2 separate regions of the Mus musculus genome follow, and region 2 is linked to region 1. Evidence: chromatin loops called from intact Hi-C (ENCODE). Cell type or tissue: heart. All regions are shown on one strand. Links, peaks and the distances in the headings refer to the core of each region. The heading gives the core; the rest is flanking DNA.

Region 1 (11,078 bases), core at 968-8,967:
AAGGAAGGAAGGGCTTTCTCTGGATTACAGTTTGAGCATACAGTCAGTCAGGATGGGACAGGCATGGCGCGGTGGGGTGGGCTCTCACTTCCACCCCTCCCCACAGAGCAGGAAGCATGAAGCAATGAGGCTGAAGTTCCTTTGGTCTCCTCTTTAAAACACAATTAGTATGAGTATCTCTGATTCTCTTGCCTGCTTGTGGGACCTTTCTCTTCCTATCTGGTTGCCTCATCCAACCTTGATATGAAGGAAGGCATGTGTCTAGTCTTGTTGTATCTTGTCATGCTGAATTTGGTTGATATTACTGAGAGGCCTGCTCTGTTCTGAAGGAAAATGAAGAAGCAGTAGATCTGGGGGGGGGGGGGTAGGTGGGGTAGGTATGTGTGTGCAGGGGACTGGGAGGAGAGGGAGGAGAGGCTGTGGCTAGGTTGTAGTGTTGAGAGAAGAATAAATTAAAAATAAAAAGTTGCATTTGTTTTCTTCGTTTGTTTGTTTTGAGTGCAGGTATCCTGTAGCTCAGGCCAGCTCCAAGCTTTCTATAGACTGAAGGGCAGCCTTAGACTTTCTCCCCCTGCCTCTCTTAAGTGCTGGGATTACAGGACGAGCGTTACCACACCGTCCTCCTTGCTCCCTCTTCATTAAGTCTGAGTTTCTAGCTCATGGGTTGTCCGCCCGCACTCAGCATTAGCTCCAGTGATACCGCTCTAGAAACCCTTGCAGGCATGCTTAGAGGTATGTCTGTCTCCTAGGGGATTTCAAGTCTGGTCAAGCTGCCAGTGCAGATGAACCATCACAGCACTGTAGACATCAGTGCCAGGATCCAAGCCTGCTGCTGCCTCAGTTTGACCGCACAGCTCCTTCCAAGATGATGCTTTGAATTTCCTTCCAGTGGTTCCCTTCCTTGCACGGAGCAACTTGGACTCCAAGCAAACAATACATAGAGATTCCATCAAAGGGCTCATATCTCGTTCTGAAAAATGGTTCACACGGGGGGTGGGGGGTGGAGACTGGAAAGTAGCAGATGTGAAGAGCTTCTTTGCAGAAGCTAAGTGTCTGTGATGGGTTTCCCTCCCCTCCTCTCAGCCTTGCTGCAGAATCACTAACACAGTGCTGAGCTAGTGGAATAGACTTGACTCTGAGGGAATACGAGCATTTTTTTTTATGCTTAGCCATTCCAGCCGTAAAGATTCTTATCCTATTACCACTAAGTGACGAGCGCGAGGAGAGAAATGATGATGATCTTTGACAGCCATTCCAACTGAGTAAATACAAGGAGGGAGGAACTCGTCCAGAGACCCGGGCCACTGCCCCTTCATTTCCCAGGATGAAAAGGAGCAAAGGAAAAATGTCTCCCCGGTGAGATGTATCCAAGTGTGGAATTTTCCCTCCAGGCAAGAGATGGGCGCCCCACTGGTTCTTACCATTTAGTTCCACACTGGACTAAAGGCTGAGAGAATATGCCAGAAGGGAGCAATCAAACCGAGCCAGGCCAGGGAGGAGACCTAATGAAGTTTCCTTAGTTCTAACGCTAGGTAGCCCACCCGTCCCCTGCTCCCCTGCAATCCAAGCCACCCCATTATAGGCATTGCTAGGCAACAGCAAAACCATACATTTGCTTTATCAAAATATTCACACACCCCATCCCACCACCTGCGGGGTGTGTCTCCTCCATTTGATGGCTTCTTGCTTGCCAGGTATTTTATGTGCTATTGGGATGAAGGGAAGGCCAGGGTGAAGGTAGAATAACTGGAAAACAGGAAGTGTTTGTTGGCCCAGTCACTGTGTTATGAACAGAAGAGCTCTTGAGAAATATTCTTAAGACTCTTAGCTCAACTAAAGTTGTCTCTTTCTTACATTAAAATTTTTCTGCACAGCACACGACAACCTCCTCTTAATCATGTGATATAGGAAATATCCAAGTCTTATTTATCATTATGACCACAGGGTCCAGGCAGAGATCTGGAGACTACGTTCTTGGCAGAGCGACATGCCTGAAGTGGAAACATTGGGATTAGGATACCCAGTGCTCTGCTCAGTTGAAATGGGATAAGCTAGCAAGATCATAAAGACTGAGTGAAGGTGGTTCACCCTTGTGCGATGATGTGAAGAGTAGAGAACTGAGAGAATGAGTGGAGGTTATCCAGCCCAACACTTTACAAAGAAGATGAAAAAAGGGAGGAACCAGGATGTTTCATAAGTCAGTCTGCATCCCTCCTCCCCACATCTCTCCAGAGACATGTATGTCTAAAGGATGCAAGCGAGCCTCAGCCTCAGCACTGTGACCATCATACCAAATGGATGTGAGGGGTAGGGTGGGTAACGGAGGGATGCTAACCTCACAGTGTGAGCATGTGAGGGACCCACCACTTTCTGTACCATTCTGGCTATGGTATTATTACTGCCCTTACTCCTGGTGCGAGGAGAGCGCTAAGGACTCGGTCAGTCCATCAGCCTACATGGGAGAACCAATGCCTTCTCCTCCTCCCACCCCTCCCTGTCAAGTCACCTGGTTTCTTCAGCTTCTGAGGCAATTCACCCCAACAGCCCTCTCCTGGCAACTCTTGCTCTAATGCTCAGCTAATAGTTGTCTGTTCCAGGCACTGTCCAAATGCATACTATAAATCAGAATCCAATTACTGTGGTAAGAAAATTGGAAGCAAATTTAATAAGCTTAGACCCCTCCCACGTGCTGTTTCTTAGCTCTTTCTCTTTTCAGTAATGAGAACTCTTCAAAGGGGGAAAAACTTTTTTTTCCCTTTAACTCTCTGACTGCGCTCTCCACTTCTCATATGAAGCTTCTGGGGGTAAAGGATAATGAGAGAGGGCTTCTTTAGCTCCTCTTTCCTCTCTGCATGGAAGACAGGTAAGGGAGGGAGGGAGGAAGAGAGAGAGAGAGAGAGAGAGAGAGAGAGAGAGAGAGAGAGAGAGAGAGAGAGAGGAGGGAGAGAGAAAGAGAGAGGTTGACAGTCTTTCTAAAGTCTTTCTCTTTTATTTATTCAGCAAACAGATATCGTGCCCCTTATCACACACCAGACACTGTAATTGATGTTCAATCTGTTCCTTTCTCTACAGGGCAGTTGACACCAGAACAAGCAGGATCTTTGCTGCAAGGCAGGATGGTCTCCTTAGCAGGAACAAAGCCTGCATCACTGGGGCTCAGTTCCACGAATGAGCTAGGCAGCCAACGTAGGTCATTGGCTGTGAGGTAAAGCATGAGACCCTGCAGTTCACAGAGCTTAGGAACAGTGATGCCAGTTGCCAAGAGGACGCCGGGATGAGGGTAGAAGAAGAGGGGAAAGAGGGAACAAGGGAGACCAGTCTATACAAGGCAGAAGCCAAGATACCAGGACAGAGGGAGAGGCACACAAATACACAGGCAGGTGGATGCACTTATCCCAAGGCCTCTACTCTCTCCTTAAATCCCGAGGCTTCTGGCAGAACCAGATCACACATGGACTTCACTTGGCCTGTGCTTCACAGAGCAGGTCTCAGAGTCACCTAAAGTTCTTGCTGAGCCAGGTCTCTGGGGTTCACCTGAAGCTTTCTGGGCAAAACCTAAGACTGTGCATTTCCAACCTGCTCCCAAGCGATGCTGCCACTGGTGGTCCTTTGGTCTGGAGAATCAGGCTTTCAAAGCCATTGTGAGTTCTTGCTATTCAAAGTGTGAGCCACAGACCTTAGGCATTGCCGTCATCGGGGAACCTATTCGACATGCAGAACCTCAGAGCTGAAGAGATGGCTAAGAGCATTGGCTGCTCTTCCAGAGGACTCAGGATAGCGACACACATGGTACAACTACCTGTAGTAGTTCCAGCTCCTAGGGATCTCAATCCCTATTCTGGGCTCCTCCAGCAGTCCCCATCCATGTGACATTCGCTCTCTCTCACATACAGGAACACAGATGCATAAATAAAAATTATAAAAAAGAATAATAAACCTTAAGAAGAAGGGAAATGCTGGATATCAGCCCCCCTCGCCCCCAACCTACTGAGTCAGATGGACAGACATCCCAAGACGACCTGTCTGTTTGCCTGTTTAAGTCTGAGAAGCCCTCACGCAGAACGGCCACCCTCAAGTCTTGCTGCTCATTAGAGTCACTTGGGAACTGAGCAAGGACACACTTGAGTTGATTGGAGTCTGGGTATCAACATATTTAAACGGCTTCCAAGTGCCTCTCAGAAGGAGCCTGGGTTGAGAGCTGCTAAGACTGGCATTTAGAAACCAACATATCCCACCTTGATGCTGCTCATCTATTTCTCTGGAATCGAGCCTGACCTTGAACCCCACCTTTGTCCTTCCCCAGCCTCACCTCCACACCTGACAGTCTGACCCCTCCATTCTGGTTTTTGATCTGGTGCTTCATTAGTTTGTTTAATCATCTCTGGTTTTCTACCAGCGTGCTTCTCCTCCACACAAGGCTCAGCTATCATTCATATATATATATATATATATATATATATATATATATATATATATATATATGAAAATAGGTCAACACTCTCCATATTTTATTTGACCCTTATAACAACCAAAGTGCATGGGATCATTATTGTTATTTTTATCCCTGCTTTTTAAAAGAGAAAAGCAAGGTGCAGAGAAAGTGAGTTAGTCCATTCATCTCAGCCAGGATGGGAAATGGCTGCCAGATCCCGGAGACCCCATGCTGACCCTAGGGTGACCCTGTACATTGTTCCCGACTTCAGCCTGTTTTACATAGGAGGTCTGGCCTGACCTCGTGCTGGCAGTGAACTGGTGATAAATATTTTCATTTCATCTCTGAAGATTTGGGTAAAAAGCAAGACCAGATTTACAGCAGTGATCTTCACTGCAGATTTGTCCTCCAGGGGAGACATATGGGAACGGTATTTTTGGCAATCACAACTTGGCGTGTGGGGGAAGGTAGCTGTTAGGGTAGGGAGTGCTACTGGCATCTAGTAATAGAGGCCAGAGAAACTGCTAGAATCTTGGGGTGCCCAGGATAACCCCTCCATGAAGCATCATCAAGCCCAATATGTCAGCAACATTGTTCTTGAGAACTCTTGACCACCATTAGCTATGCTGGTCATAACTGAGGTGGGCAGGCCCCAAAGTGAGTCCCATGGGTTCTATTGGTCTGTGTGGACGAGCTTATGGGACGGCACCAGCATCTGTAGGAGACTCACAGCAGAATTAGGAAACCTGGCTGGTGAGGACGCTAGTCATAGATGGTTTCCGTAAGCGGGAGCTGGATGAGGGAGATCCTGTATGTAGCTAGGACCCAGTGATCTGGGTCTGAGGGAAGAACACAGTGCTTTTGTGGACAGGCTCTGGGGTTCGTTCTTGAGATCTCAGGGGTACCACCAGCAGGGGGCAGCACTCTACTAAACTCAGCCTAGGGTTGGAGGATCCAGTTGTCCTTGCTCAAGAACCTCAAGATGACTTCTGATCCTAGGTACCCACCCCAATTCTGAGCCTTGTGATCTCTATTCTTTTGGGCTTTTTTTTTTTTTTTTCGGGTAACATTTGCTGAATCCAGAATTCTCTGAGTAGCACACTTCCAGCTCCTGGAGGGCAAGGCTGTTGCCCTGAGGCAGTCATACGGCTAATATTCTTTCCCCTTTTGTCTTCTCAAACAGTATCAGGATTCTACCTCAGTCCCTTCTGCCCTTCCCACTGCCTCCCTGCCGATTACAACTCTTTAACAGATGGAACCCTGGGTAGGTACAGAGCCCAGAGCTGGCTGGCAAGCCAGGCTCTTTGACGAACAAGCTTGGCTCTTCCTTGCCTGACCCCACAAGTCTGGCCTTTGTGCAAACATTCACTTCTGCTTTGCACCGGAAAGTGAGAGGGCAGGACAGAACTCAGCACGCTCACCTACTTGGTGAGCTCTTGGCATGTCCTCCCATGGCTAAAAGCAGTCGTGCCTGCTCTCCAAGGCCTCCCACCCAGTTGTTCCAGTGCCTGTTTCCTTCCTGGGGGGCCTGGCATCTAGAATCAGGACAAGGAAGTAGCTACCTCACTAAGACCTAATGAGGCTTCCCACAAGCCCCTAATGGGGCTTCTTTCCCTCCCTCTCTCCTGATCTCCCACACGTAGTTTCTGCTCAAGGAAATATAATAACTTGGTATTTAAATTTTTGCTCAGAGAGGAGTAACAGGATAAGGGCTGGGGAATTCAAATAGCAATATCAAAAAGAATTTCAATGAGACTCCGACTCTAAGAGAGTTTAGGCCAGTAGGAGGGAGGAGGAGGGGACTCTGGCTATAGGGGACACAGACACTGCTGCTTAGGGGGACATTCATGGCATTTTATAGGGAGAGTTAAATTCACAGATTGGTCAGCGTTAGTAGAAACCAGGCCATCATCCAGTTTGTAGCCTTTGCTGTGTTCATGTGGACACCAAGACTCCAGTTCCATGCAATACTGATAGTGACTAACGAGGACAAGTTGAATGTCTCCACGGGATACATGCTGCATACAGGATTTCCAGGTTGTGCAGCTCTGCTTTGGCAACCGAGTCCCAATGACTTCATATAGTAATGCTCAAAATTACCAACATAATAAGCCTCAACAATTATAAAAGTCCTTTGTATGCAAATTCTTTTTCTACAAATGGGGACCCAAACCAACTAACAAAGACAAAGAGTCAATACTCTCTACCCTTACACCAACACTCTATACCTTGCCAGTTGAACTGCCTTTGACTCTTGCCACTCAGAGGCCAGTCTGTGTTGGAATGGGTGCAAGGACAGTCATGCATTTCTCTGTGACTCTCTAGCATGTGTGGGCCAGAGCATGGAGGTTTAGAGGGGGAAAATAATTAAGACCCAATTGCTTTCTCAGACCTCAGAAGCAAGCAGAGGGGCTACCAGGACCAAAGGAGCAGTTGGCAAGGAAACAAAACAACCCCCTTCACAAAGCCTCTTTCTGCTTCTAACAAAGCTCTCTACCTGCTCTCTGTTGTGTTCTGGAGCTGTGACCTCTCTAAGCCAGTGGCTACAAAGAGGGTATGGTGAAAGGCCCCCTGGGCAGGCAGACAGGAAACAACTCTAAGTGAAGAGGCCCCTCTGAGTCTCTTCTCACCTTGTAAAATGTGCATGAGATGCTATGGAAAGAATTTCTCTTAGTGACAGGAGAGAGCATAGCCTGAATTCCTGAGGGTTTACCCATCATGCCCTTTGCTTAGAGAGCCAGGCTGGAATGTGAGACTTGGTCTGGAAAATCCAGGTTCGGTCTTTTAGTGTTCCACTAAGCTTTTAGCATTATATAGCATGCATCACCTAGGGTGACTACCAGCTGAGGAGCAGGTGTACCCTCTGTGGTGGGCGTCTCACTCTCTTCAACCTCCAAGTAGAAAGCAGGATCTTTGGGATAGTTTGTGTGCAAGCAGTGTGTAGCACAGAAACTTTATCCTGTCACCTGCCCCAGGTCTTGACACTGGGCACTATGATCAGTGAGTCTCCAAATAAAGCTCTTTGCTAATAGGTCCTGGCTGCCGAGAGGGGTAAAGCACCTACATGGAAGAAGGAGGTACCTCTTATGACGTGTGTCTGGGACAGCCCGATTGCTCGATATCCGCTCACTCTCCCGTTGGTTGAAAGCATACAGTTTGTAGGGATCATCACCGACACGCCACTTTTTGGCATTCAGATACCGCCGCTCATCAAACTGCTCCCACAGGTCATCCCAGTCCGCATCGGAAGGCTGTGTGACATGAATGGAAAGTCTGTGAGAAGGCTCCCCAGCCACCACCAGCTCCCCATCCATCTGTCAACAGCCAGCCAGAGATTAAGCTTGTTCCGTCTGGCAATGCTGAGCTCAAACATGGGGCCAGGGGCAGAAGAACATCAGCAAACCCGCCAGCAATAATAATCGCATAGAGAAGGGTGATAATGTTGCTACTGCTACCTATCAAGCCCCACATGCCAGGTACAGTTCTAGGACCACCGTTTCCATGATCTCATACAATCCTCATACAATTGCTCAGATGTGTCAATACATGCTCACACAATCAGTACATTGCCCAAGATTCACACGTAGGGAGCAGCAGGACCTTTGCCTAAATTCTAGCACTCCAACCTGAAAGACCATCTTCCCAGGACGCCTGGTGCACTGGCACAGACCAGGTGGACCACAACTTCTGTTGTCTCCAATGAGCTTCAGGAGAGGCAGTTTCAGGAAGCATGTCATCGATCCACAATGGTGGGAGGCACACCAGACACATTGGTCTTTTGTTTCCCCAACCCAAGAACCTGTAGCCACTCTTAGAGGAAGCATCAATGGGCGAGCCAGTAATAAGCCAACAGTGTATATCTGAGGACACAGGATTTCAGATTTTGGAAGGTGACTTCCATGTCCTTGGTTTGGTTCATACTTGAACTCTCTGAACAGATAGGGGACAAGGGACTCTAGAAAGGTCACCAGCCAAGCAAGTAGCAGGTCTTCAGGCAAAGTTTAGTCTTCTGGATCCTTCCGACGGGAGAGGTGAGGGCCTGCCTTCCCTTCAGAGCCAATGATGTCTGATATACCCCATCAACCAAGTCTCAGTCACCCAGCTAGTGGGGCTGAGAATCCAGGCCTCAACGTGGCAGCTGCTTCCTAAAAACTGTTCCCACCCTCACCACAAGAAAGAGTAGTCTATACCCGCAAATATCCACAACTTTCAATTCCATCTAAACCACAAATGCTCTGCCTCCAGGAAGAGCTTCCAAATGGTCTCAAGTGGGGTGGCTTTTGCCCTGAGGCGGGCATTGTCACCAAGAAGTTGCTCATTCATATGACCCTAATAGTCAGGTCACAGTCTCACACTGCACAAATCTTAAGGGAGAAGAGACCAGCGCTCGGTCATAGAACGCTAGCTGTTGCTGCACACAGACATCCAAGCAGGAGGTTCAGAACTGGCTTAGTGACATTTGCACAGGCTTTGTGACAGGTAAGAGGGGCTATACCAGTCTGCACGCTCATTTTGTGCACTGTGAGATCTTATCTGGTAATTGATCTCTCTCTTCCTCTTTGTTATCTCTGTTTGAAACAGCATTTTTCTCTAATAGCATAAAACGAAGCCCTGGAAACCAGTGATTTTTATCCAATAATTGATTTTATTAGTGTCTTACGATACTGCTGCTCCAGAATTTGCTAGGGGTAACTCAGGTAGGTGTGGGAAACCCACAAGCTGGGCTGTGCAGTGTCACAGCTTGACAGCTGTCACCTCTGTTTGGAACATCACCCCAGGATGACCTTGACATCCCATCCTCCTGGGAAGGGTCGTGGGACTGTCTCCCATTGGCTCACTGCCAACTTAATTCATTATGACTCTCTTAATAAGTTGTAACCCTTCATGGTGCTCTGAGCTCAAAAGGAGGGAGGAAAGACAGTAGCACATGTCCTAGAGAGGTTCCACACTTCACACACACACACACACACACACACACACACACACACACACACACACAGAGAGAGAGAGAGAGAGAGAGAGAGAGAGAGAGAGAGAGAGAGAGGACATTTATACCATGCTACAAGGTGAGTTCAACCACAAAAGCTCAATGACAATGTTTTTACAGAGAGAAGTAAGTAAAGTATAGCTCATAGAATGAGAGTCAAAGAGCTGGATCTTGAAGAATGAGTAAGGAATGTATATCAAAGAAAGCCAGATGGAAGGTAGTCCATTCATGAGTGTGGTATAGAATAACAGAACCAATAGTGTGCATGTGTGTGCAAGAATATATGAAGCCAGGCTTGGTAGCACAGACCTATAATCTCTGTGAACTATGAGGCTGGCTGCACCTGCGTGGGGGCCACGATTCAATCCCTAATACTGAAAGAAAGAAAGGAAGAAAGGAAGAATTTAGAGATTATAAAGAATTTTATCCTGTACTTATTGTTGTGCTTTATAAAAGAAAGAAAGAAAAAAAGAAAGAAAGAAAGAAAGAAAGAAAGAAAGAAAGAAAGAAAGAAAGAAAGAAAGAGAGAAAGAACCAGGCTATGTTTGGTAGAAGCATGGTATGGTGAGGTGGGAGGGGTGCCTCTGCAGGCCCATGCTGAGGCTGAGACATCCCTTCCCCCTGAGGCAATAGTCATACGATGGCTATAGTATGGAATAGAATTTATTTAGGGCATGAGGAGGGAGTTGGGGGAGTAGAGACAGAGAAAGGCAGAGAGAGAGAGAGAGAGAGAGAGAGAGGGAGAGAGAGAGAGAGAGAGAGAGAGAGAGAGAGAGAGAGAAGAAGAAGAAGAAGAAGAAGAAGAAGAAGAAGAAGAAGAAGAAGAAGAAGAAGAAGAAGAAGAAGAAGAAGAAGAAGGAAGCAGAAGAAGCAGAAGAAGCAGAAGCAGCAGCCATCTAGGAACATGTGGAGAAAGAGGGGGAAGAGGAATGGGGAGAAAAGGGACAGAAAGGGTAAGAGAGTAAGAGAGTAACTATGGGGTGGAGCCTAGAAGGAATGTTAACACTTATGAAGCTGACAAGAGCTGTTGTTGGTCACATTCCCAAAATGTATTTGATGAAATTCCCAGGAATCCAGTAGCCCAGTTACATTAGTACAAAATTAACTATTCACAGGACATGCATAAAGAAAAACCTCTAGACAACATCTGGGCCTTAGAAAGTAGGCCATAGGGAAATTGACCCTGGCAACATATATGGGATGAAGTATAAGGAAGAGAATTTCCACAAAATGGCCTGTTGGGGAGTAACCTTCTTCTATCCTGATGTCTGGACTGGGGTCTTATGACTGAACCAGCAGGTGGAGGACCAGGCATCCACTGCAATAAGAGGCTGGGGAGAGGAGATACATCCCACCTCTCGGGCTTCATTCCAGGTCATGCACTCCATTTGCATCAAGCAGAGTCATGGAGCCATGAAGACAAGAGGTCAGGGGTTGCTTGCCCTAGCTCTCTCTATCCACAGTACACCTAAGCATCCTTGGTCTCTCTGGCAGGCATTGTCTTTTTAAAAGAGGTGCTGTGAAGACCCAGCTGGAGTTCTTGCCCCAAAATGGAAGAGTAACATCCATTTGGCAGGATAATCATATGAATAGTCAGTAGGAGGCAGCCTTGGAGGGGACTGTACCACTTAGGATGTTTAGATGTCACATGTATAGAGC
Region 2 (11,078 bases), core at 1,834-9,833, 170 kb after region 1:
TTGACATTTTTGTTGACAATGCAAATCATTGTTGGGTAAAACTGTTTGTGCCTTAGTACAAATCCAGGCAACTGTGTGAGAGCCAGCTACTTGCCACTGTGTTCCTGGCTGCCTTACATGTGCAGTAGAAGAAGAAAAGAGTCTATTTAGTTTAAGAATGCCTCTGATGAAGCAGTAAAAGTGACTAATTTTATTAAATCTCATCCCTTGGATACAAGCCCTTTTGATATTTTTTCTGTGAGGGAATTACACATTATGAAGAGAGTTATTTAATATTAGAGGTATCTGGGAGAATGCTGTCCCATGAAAAGCTTTCCCTTGGTACACTTAGGCAGATTTCCAGAGAATTCTGTAGCACAGAACCATAGTGACCTCTCTGCCACATAGGAACCATTGTCATGACCTCTCCACAAAGTCTGGACTACTCTGTGTAGAGAGGGAAGGAAGTCCTACTGGGCCAGCCCATCTTGGCCATGGGATAGTGGTGTCCCGTATGAGTGTTGTTACTCTGTTCTGTTCTTACTCAACACTTCACTGTACTGCTATAGACACTGGTGGGTTAAACCTCCCTATTTAACATTCTATATGGTCTCTGTCTCTCTGTGTCTCTCTCTATGTCTCTCTCTGCCTCTCTTTCTCTCAATATTTACCATTGAAGTGAAAATGGTTTGCTTGAAAAAGAGCTTCCAGACCATCTCTCCTGTGTTCAACAGCTTCCCAGTTCTACAGTGAGATTATGTTAGTGATTCTCAACCTTCCTAATGCTGCAGCCCTTTAATACTGTTCCTAATGTTGTGGTGACCCCCCAGCCATAAAATTATTTTCACGACTACTTCATAACTGTCATTTGTTACTCTTATGAATTGTAATGTAAATATCTGGTACACAAGGTATCATACATGTGGCCCCCCTCCCCCATGTATGAATGGCCAAGATAGGAAAGCTGGACTGGAGGAGGCTACCTCTGTGACTATCATCAGACAGCTCCTTTTTTATGGCTTTTCAACAGTTTTAAAGCATTATCTATTACATGTAACTATAACGTCTGAGTTCCTGGTGGTGCAGAGTGGGGTGTGTGAGCTCAAGTTCCAAGAACACTACAGACGTGTTTGAAAAGATGGCCATCAAGGTGCTCTGGAGTCCAGCATGATTGAAGGGACAGAACTAGAGTGAATCAGGAGGACCTGTCACTTCCTATAGGAAGTCACTTGCTTCCTCCAAATTTCTCACTTCTATGTCTTCCAACATTGCTTCAACATTATACAATGTCTCCAAGACACTTTAATGGCTTAGGCAGTTGTCATCACAGTCACTTGTCATGGTCCAAATGATTCCCCCTCCCCCCCCACCATCTGAACTCACGTTCCCACACTCTTTCTTCTTCCCTGAAGCACTTTTCTTTCTCTGGCCATTTCTTTACCTCACAAATAATGTCATGCAAGACTCCACAGGCTGATCTAAGGAACCCAGATGGGCTCCAACCTCTATTCTTGGATAGTTTTCATATATTTTTCCTTAACCAGGATACCTTTCTCCAGCAGAATTAGACTTCTATCCCGACAGGCTAGGATCCAGATGCATGCGTGCCTTTGTGTCTATTTAAACATAAAGCAAATACTAAGTACATATTATGATTATATATAATTACATAGAGCACACATACACATGAATGTACGTGGATTGTAAATAAAAACAGCCTGCCAATATTACTTGTGTTTACATTATTCACTGGTGTTTACTGTTACTGAAGTCTAAGAAACCAAGGCACAGATTATTCGGGAGACACTCTGATATTGGCCTCTCATGGAAGATCAATAGAACAAGATGGTATGAATGCTTTGGAGTCATAAGTCAGGCTAACAAAGGAAGAGTGTAAGTCTACTGAGTGCCTGTGAACTCACCTCCCTCTGCCTTTAGGACCAGAGTGTTATGCTCCCTAAGAAGTTATCCATAGCATATGATCAAGAGCTAAACTTTCTGCCTGGGAGATAGTCTGTTTTGAGGAAGGATGGCAGCAGAGGACTGAGAATCCTCTTAAGCTCCCGCGCAGATATAGAACTATATTTCAGAAGCCCAGCTAAGCTGTGAAAGCTGAAGCTTCCACTATTCCAGCTCTGGCTCCCCTGTCCTAGCCAAAGCGCTCTGGAGGAAACGATCCTGCTTCCATAGTCCCTACCAGAGAGTGGTCCCAGTCACCCAAGAAAACAGCTCCTGGTGAGTGGCTCAGATAGCGTGGACACTCAGATCTATCCAAATCATAATGAAAAGCAGGGGTAAAAAGATATGGGAGATCCACTTACAGTATTGTGAGAGGGGTAGAAGCAGTCATGGATCCTAGGGTATGTCATACTTCCATGTCTGGTCCATCTGCCATATCAAACCTTCCAGTGACTGGTGAGGTAATGTAAATTGAGTTGAGGTTTGCCCAGGAGGATGGTACCCAGAGGCCAATCATTCATATATATATGTAATATTATATTGCAGTCATATATATGTAATAAATATATATTGCACATATATTACATGTGTATATTAATATTATGTGTATATATGTAATATTATATTCAAACAATAAGGTCCAATCACAGCTGTCCAAAGTTCAGCTTCCAAACTAGTCTCCTGATAATCTTGGGTATTCATCTACATTTCAGGAGCTTCAAATGGGAGGCATCACTGGGGCATCACCACTAAGAGGCCATCTGAATGAATGCCTCACGCATCTTGTGAACAGTTGCTGTGTCCTGAATATCTGGTGCTCCTTGTGCCTCATGTATATTTAGCATGAATCATGAATATGCAGTAGCTATTCTGTTCCTCCATCCCTTCCTATCTACATTCACACATATGTGACTTTAACTCTCTTAATCTAGTTCTGATACATCTCACAGCCAGTTGCTTATACACTCTGCATAACTAGCCTCCTGATTCACTTATCTTAGTTCACGGAGAGAATCTAATACCCTCTGTGAAGGCATATTATGCTAAGTCCACCAGAACAGTAACTCAACTTCCACCCTACTTAAAGAGGTCTCCACAGCCCCTACCTTTCTGCATCTTTGCCACACTCCTGTGAAGCAGGAGATAGCATCCCAACTCAGAATCTAAGACTGACTGACAGGGTTAGTGATTTCTCTAAGGCCATAGCTACAAAGTCAGTGGTAGCATAGGAGAGCCAAGCATGAACCTTCTAGCTTCCAGTCAATGTCTTTTCTGTTTCATCAGATTAATCCTAGACCATGTCTACTCTCCAAGGACCCAACTCTCATAAGAAGTCTCAGGATTCAGAACTACTAGCTCCTGAACTGGCTTATATCTGAAAAAAAAAATCAACTCTGGAAGTCTGAGAATCAGCCTTGTATACACACACACACACACACACACACACACACACACACACACACACACAAACACACACACACACACAAGTACTCATGTGCACAAATGCTTCATGCTTCACAGAAATCACTTGCTTCTAGGAACGGGTCCAAGCAGCCCCTCTTGTCAGTCCAGCTTCACAGTCATTTGTTCATTGTAAGAGAATGCAAGAGGTTTTTCTGAGCTCAGCCCCTCTAGCAGTTTGTCTGGTTCATCCAAGGCACAGTGGCAATGTGAGAGAAGAGATCTGTGCCCAGAGACCACTGCAGTTCTTTTAATGAGCCCTCAGACCAGGGTACTCTTAGCATATGTGCGCCCATCAACCTATGTCAAGTACTCTAAGAGCCAGAAAACCAATGTTCTTTACCAGTAAACCAAGCAAGCTTCTCCCAGGAGACCACACAGAACAAGTGCTTGTTAGTTCACTTATGCCACGGCGTGACCCAAGCCCACCCTTCCAGTTGTAGGCAATGCCAAGTGAACCAGTGACCTAGGGCTGACTCCAAGTCTCTCAGACTATGCTCAGGCTGCTGATGGCTGTGCTGCCTCTGCCAGGCTTCTGCTGCTGCTGCTGCTGATAAACACACCACTCTGCATAGCTGGATGATGGGACAACAGTCCATTATTTAAGCCTCCCCTCAATCTCAGGCTGGCCCGGGATGCCCCATCTCCTGCTAGGCAAAGTTTCCTTTGTGGCTTGCAACCTGAAAGCAAGAAGCTCTGGAACTTCACTCAAGTAGTTAACCGTCTTTGGAGGAGACATTTAGGATGTATTAGGAAAAGGACTCCTAAGTATTTTCAATGGTGCCCAAGAGATAATGTCCTCAGATAATCTATAAAGGTATGTGTGTCCACTTAGCCAACATCGGGTGCCTGTTTCAGAAAGCCACTCAGTCCTATAACAAGACCAGGACTAGTGGGAGTCATTCTTAGACAGGTTTTATGTTTCTGTAAGTAATTTTTTTTTTCTGTAAGTAACCTGAAAAGAGACCGGGGCTTTTTAATGTTAGCATTGGGAGAAGTAGGATAGCTGTGAAGTAGATGCACTGGCCACAGAGCATGATAGCCCGGGTGAGTGAAAGAAATCTCAAGGAGCCTTGTGATGAGAGGATCAAGGCTGTCCTCTGATCTCTACACATGAGTGTTCTCTCTCTCTCCCTCGCCCCCCCTCTCTCTCCTCTGTTTCTCTCTCTCTCTTTGTCTCTCTGTGCCTGTCTCCCTATGTCTCTTTCTGTCTCTGTCTCTGTCTCTGTCTCTGTTTCTGTCTCTGTCTCTGTCTCTCTCTCACACACACTCACAATGAGTGTAATTTGTTAAATGGTAGGATTCAAGGACATATGCAACATGGAAGTGTAAAGTGGAATACTGGGGGGGAGAAGGTACAAGTGGGGTGTAGGGGTCAGGAAGACTGGGGTGAAGAGAGAGTTTCAAAGGACCAACTCAAACAAGAAACATTTATGAAAATCCTATAAAGAAATCTGTTACTTTAATTATTAATTAAAAATTAAATAAGAATAAAATGATAAGATTCACCTGATTGTCTTTAAATAGCCTTATTAAACTCATAAATAATAAATGAGCTGAGCACTCAAGCCTACCCCAGGATTCAGGGTGGATGTGTATAGAATAAGTACTTAACTCACTGTTTGCTCTTTTCCAGAAATAAATACAAGCAAAAAGGCACCACTGGTCAAATAAAAGCTCAATAGAAGAAAAGAGTCAGGGCAAGGAGAGCAAATCCAGTTAGGCTGGCAAGGACCCCTAATGAACCAGGCTTTCCCCTACCCTGTTCTAAGAAGCTGCCTCTGACTAACCCAATGCGTCCAAGAGCTCTTGTGTGTGGATAGTCCGCCATCTAGCGTTAGCAGTGGACCAGGCTCATGTCACAACAGGAAGACGGTGCCCTCCTGCAGAGAAATGACAGCACTCAAGGTTGTTAAGGGCCATTTGCTTGAACAGCAGTCAGATGTTATGCCATCCAGACTTAACAGGAGCTCCGTGAGGTCAGCATTCTGGTCACCATTTCACGGACAAGGCTGAGAGCTCCCTCCAGAATGGTTGAGCCATTTAACCAAAGTGTCTTGAATCACGGGGAAGGTCAAAGATTTGCCTCAGTTCACCCTGCTGACACCTTCCTTTGCTGCTGGTGAGGGGAGGGTCTCAGCAGCATGGCTCACGTTCCACCCCTCTGAGCTGTGAGCTGGTCTTCCAGACTCAGCCTCCATTATTTGCTTCTGTGTCTTCTTTCCTGTAGGCAGCATCCTCTTTCCAGACAGGGAGTTCTCGGTGTCCTTAGGGCCTAACCTGGTTCCTCCCTTGATATCTAACCCACTGGAGAGCCTTAGTCAATGTCTTCAAGTAGATAGCCAGCTAGCTGGACCAGAGATGAACAGTCACTTCCCTAAATGGTATCATCATTCCTGGGCCAAGAGACCACCACATGCTAATCAGCCAAGCACACAAGCAGCCAATCAGCACAGAGAATCCTCATCATGATAGAAGCCCCAGGGGATCAGTTGAAGTCCAGTCTACACTTCTTGCCGGGGCTCCCCACTGTTAATACCAGGCCAGTTTTAAGTCACAACTGATTGCTCAACGTGGTTCTTGGAGCAACTCTGTCAGTTCTGAGTCTCCAGGTTTTACTGGGTCTATGATTCAGAAACCTTCTGGTTGACAGCCCAGGGCTCTGATGGAAAACTTGCTGTGTCTGAAGCAGAGGGAGCAGAGGTAAGCAGAAAGTCAAGTCTCTCTCTGTTTGACTCAAAGGATATTTTAACATGGAGACAGGTGCTTTCTTAGAGGTCCCTGCAGCCAAGTGTCTTCATAGAGATGGGGCAACCCCCTAAGGCCACACATAAGAGAGGATTCTATATACTCCGAGAGAAAATGTGATGGAAGGCAAAAAAAATACAATTCTATACATTGGTGTTTTAGGAGAGTGATCACTCTCGAGGCAAAAATAAAAATAAAACATAATAGTCATAAAATACTTGCACTGCCTGGGGGGGGGGAATTGGAGCTTCATTTATTGAGTGTCTGCAGCTTGCTGGCTTTATTTAATCTTTGTAATGACCCAGTGATGTAAGCATTCGGGGATGCATTTTACAGATTAATTAACCAAGATGCACTCAAATAGTTAGCATAACTCTTCCTGAATAGTCGTTGTTTTCTGTCCTGCTAGATTTCATGTTCCTCTCTACTTAGGAAACTGGAGAGGAGATGTAACTTGGGACCTGAAGCTAAAGACCCTGGGAGACTTTGATTGCAGAGCTCATCGACAACTAGGCAGCCATGCTCCTCCCTGAAGCCAGGCAGAGCTGGCCCACTTTTACCTACCCAGGGCCCACTGTACACTTCCTCCCTTTTCCTCCTATTACAAATACATACATTTCGCTGTAGAAACGTCCTGGAGGCTAAGCTCATTTCTCTAACCCAGCATGGTGACAGCAGGAAAGTCACGCTATTTACACTCAGCTGCTGACTGCCCTGCTCTGAGCCTCATCTGAAATCTAGAAGGTTCTTTTTGATGACTGAATTTTTACACAAGACATAAAATAAGAAAAGAAGAGGGGATTTATTTTCTTTGTAAGAGTTACTAGTTTCCTTTGGGAGCTTGACAGCAGAGAGCAGGCTTCACTTTGGCATGCTCTGTGTGAGCCCCATCTCAAGGCAACCTGATCCCGGGGTCCCCGGATCAGGCCTGCTTTGCTACTGGAGGCCTGGAATCTTGCCTTTCCTCAGCCATCTTCCATTGCCTGTGATTTGTAGTTAACCTTTAAAGTTTGGTTATGTAGAACTGTGAGTAGCCATCTCTTAGACCTTCACCCTGACCTCTGTCCACCCTACCTGCTCAGGTCGTCTGCTTATCTTGTGCCCTGGAGTGACAGAAACAAGGGAAGGAAGATTAAGGGAAGGGGGAGAAACACAATGCATGAGAGACAGAGGAGGGCAGTGTGGGCCCTGTGCAGCCAGCCACTGCTCCTTCAGACTAAGTCACTTAGAAACAGAACCATCTGCATCAAGTACAGCCAGCACATTGCCAAAGACTATTAAGACATACTACAATGATAGACTAGAGTGACTGACAGAGATACTAATAAATCAATGAACATAAAACTCTTTTAAAAAATTAAGCCAGGCAGTGGTGGCACATGCCTTTAATTCCAGCACTTGGGAGGCAGAGACAGGTTGATCTTTGAGTTTGAGAGTGAGTTCCAGGAGAGCCCAGATACACAAAGAAACCCTGTCTCTGAAAAAAAATAATTCAAAAGTTACAAATGTGGACACAAGAGAAATGGCTCAGCAGTTAAGAGTGATGGCTGTTCTTCCAGTGTAATTCAATTCACTCCAAGAACCCTCATGGCAGTTCACAACCATCTATAATGCTAGTCCTATAATCTAGCACCCTCTTCTAGCCTCTGTGGACACCAGGCATGCATGTAATATACATACATACGGGAAAAATATGTACAGACATAAAATAGACAATTTTTAAGCCTAAAAACAATTGATTGTCCCTTTTAATAATCAGCAATAACTCATGTGTTTCTACTTTAAGATAAATCATTTTCTATTTTACCATTTAGTGTCCTGGCCCAAGGGACAGTCGAACAGGGTCTGAGGAACCATCTGTGGAGAGAATGAGGAGCGAGAAACACAAGGAGGGACAGCAAGTCTGATTGATCAATCTGTCAAATTTTTATTATTCCCAGGCAGGTTTTATGCCCACAGAAGTAGGGTATGGGGTGGGGGGGATGATGCAGAATCTCTTTGTTTCTGGCGGAACGAACCTGTTCCCCAAAGCAGGATATTGGCTAGGTAAAAAAGTTCAGCAGGAGAAACAGAACAGAATGGTTTGCTAGGTACCTGTCCACAAGATCTATAGCTATTTGTTCTTAACTGGGGGTAGTACTTTCCCACAGAGGCCTCAACTTTTTCCCACAGAAATCTCAACAAAGCTGGGACTTTTCCACTAAAGCCAAGATTTTGTAAGTAAGCACTTATGGCTGACAAGGCAGTTAACATTCAAACAGGGTCGCTCCCAACAATTTAGCACACTTCAAGGCAGTGGCTCTCAACATTTCTAAAGCTGTGACTCTTTAATACAATTCCTCGTGTTGTGGTGACCCCCAACTGTAAAATTATTTTGTTACTACTTCATAACTACTGTTATATACCATAATGTAAATATTTGATATGCAAAACATCTGACATGTGACCCACAACTGAGTCATAACACACAGGTTGAGAATCACTGCTTTGAAGATTTTGTTTTGTTTTGTTTTGTTTTGTTTTCCCTGAGTAAAATACATCCCTACATCCTTGAACCATGATTTGAAAGTAACCCTCTGTTCTGGTATTCATCTACCAGGTGCTCATCCACCAGGTGTTCTTCCATCAGGTGCTCATCCACCAGGTGTTCAGCCCCCAGGTGCTCATCCACCAGGTGTTCAGCCCCCAGGTGCTCATCCACCAGGTGTTCAGCCCCCAGGTGCTCATCCACCAGGTGTTCATCCACCAGGTGCTCATCTACCAGGTGCTCATCCACCAGGTGCTCATTCACCAGGCTGTCGCATCTTCTTAGTTCTGCTACCAATGGGCACCATCTTATCCCTTTGCTTGGCTTTCTTCAGTCAGTGGTGTACTAGAAATCTGCATTAATTAGAACCCCTTGTGAATCGAGGGATAGTACTGAAGGGAGCAGTATAGTACTGAATGGCTCAGGCATGCTGACCTCTGAGAAATGCCTGGGCTTTGGACCATGGCCTGTAGTTTTGCACCCAAGTCCTGAGTTTGCAGGGATGTCATGAGCAGTACATGTTGCTGAAGTTAAAAACCTGAATTGATGGACCACTAACTGTACAACTTAGCATGGGTTAGTTTTTATTCTCAGAAGGTACACAAAGTCTGGGGCACATTTGAAATGGATCCATAGGTCAGGCAAACAGAAAGACACACATCAAAAAGAGTAAGGAACTAGAGAAGTTAAATGCTTTTAATCTATTGGTATTTCAAATCTAGTCAACTAGATACTAAGTGCTGTCAGCAGAAGACACCATGACCTTGGATGCCAGAGCCGACCCCTCCACTAGGATCCCACCTCTGTTGTTAATTCCTGCATTTATTAAACCCCACTGTAGCCCTAGCCTCACTCCCAGCAACTGATACTTAGCCAATGCCTCTGCCAATGCTGGTGTTTATACAAACGTCTAGAGATACACCATTCCTTCTTCACTCCTTGAAGACAAATCTATTATCTCAGATGTAATGACTTTTGGTATATGTAAGGTCATTTAGGTTGGATTAGGTTTTAGGGGGAAAGCTGAGAGGAGAGGAGAGGAGAGGAGAGGAGAGGAGAGGAGAGGAGAGGAGAGGAGAGGAGAGGAGAGGAGAGGAGAGGAGAGGAGGAAGAAGGAGAAGGAAGAAGGAGAAGGAAGAAGTAGAAAAGCAAGAGAGTGGAATCATCCTTTAGGCAAAGTAATTATTAACACCAACACAGCAGGGGTCTGATGTAAAATTTCAGTCCCACCAAGACAAAGCAGGATAGAGGGAAACAGGGCACACTTGGCTTAGGCTATGTGATAGAGGCCACTCTTTCTCTGGGTAGAGGAGTGGGACTTGTTTAATTGATCAGCCTTATTACTTGGCTGGGCTAGCTGCAATCTGCAGCCCTATCTGCTTAAGGTCTGTTTTCCTGGGTGGGCTTGGTTCCCTAGCAGGTTGGGCAGCTGTAAAAGTGATGGAGGAAGGCTTAGCACATCACTCTGGAGCAAGCTTGCTCAGGCTATGCTGGTTTACAGCTCTTCTCATGACAGGGTTATGGCTTGAAATAGGTGGCTGGACTTAAATCCAAGGCAATCTTTTTTTTACCAAGCAAAAGTGGAGAGAGAGAGGGAAAAAAAACCCTACCTTCCTAGCTGAGAAGGTGATGGCTGATACAGAAAAGCTGGTCTCAAGAAAGACCTATGCTTAGGCCATATGCAGAGTCCTAATGGAGAAAAGATAGGACTCCAGCCTTCACAGCAGTTCAGGGTACTCATCAGCCACAGAAAAAGCAAAGGATAATAAGTTCAGACCTGCCTAACTTGAGCCCTACGTGCAACTCCTGGGGAACCATGGAGGCAGGATACTAATGAATGGTGTAGCCAGAGGGGCCACAGCACCTGGCAGGACGTATAAATCAACCTGAAATGTAATCAACATTGACTTCTCACAGTGCCTCTGAATAATGACAGCCAAGCTGTCGCTAGGTCTGCATGCAACTCTCAATGAGTTTCCCCCCATGGAGTCCATTTGGTATGCTCACACAGGCTCTGTGCAGCTGTACCAACCAACTGGGTAGCAGAAAGCTATTAAAACATATTCCACATGTTTGCAAATACAGATCCATTGATCTGATAGCTTTACGTGGGAGCTTTGTAGAGATATTAGGCCATTATACCAATATTGATGAAACTACCAATGGTGTCAGAGGAAGCTTCCAAAGAAGAATTCCAACAAGATGGCTGCCATCTTTGTTTCTGACTCTGAGTGCTCTGGTGGTCTCCTTATTGAGCTAGAGATGGCCAGAGCTGGAGAGGATCTTAGATCTCACCAAGTCAAGCCCCCTCATTTCACATATGGAGTAGCAGAGAGGACACGCTTTAATATGACTTATTTAGACTTATGCCAGGTGGTGGTGGCACATGCATTTAAAGCCAGCA

The links. Peaks named below come from ENCODE experiments on the same cell type or tissue, not always from the same donor. Only the 100,000 strongest peaks of a DNase experiment are listed, where the experiment ranks them.
Region 2: a loop joins it to region 1, with 4 times the contacts of the local background. A loop is called at or near these places in 12 of 42 quality-filtered maps.

What each region holds. Positions count from the first base shown.
Region 1 is chr17:73,567,291-73,578,368 of GRCm38, forward strand. Galnt14 (polypeptide N-acetylgalactosaminyltransferase 14) reads right to left here. Exons shown (of 15, transcript NM_027864.2): 2 at 7,514-7,683. Among named protein-coding and RNA genes, the nearest start is that of Gm46602, 95 kb to the right of the region's middle. In heart, for the core only: a CTCF peak has its summit at 5,347 (motif pointing right); no DNase peak of the experiment used is centred there; H3K27ac peaks cover 1,788 bases.
Region 2 is chr17:73,738,889-73,749,966 of GRCm38, forward strand. No RefSeq gene overlaps it. Among named protein-coding and RNA genes, the nearest start is that of Galnt14, 34 kb to the left of the region's middle. In heart, for the core only: a CTCF peak has its summit at 5,238; a DNase peak (open chromatin) is centred at 5,233; H3K27me3 peaks cover 713 bases.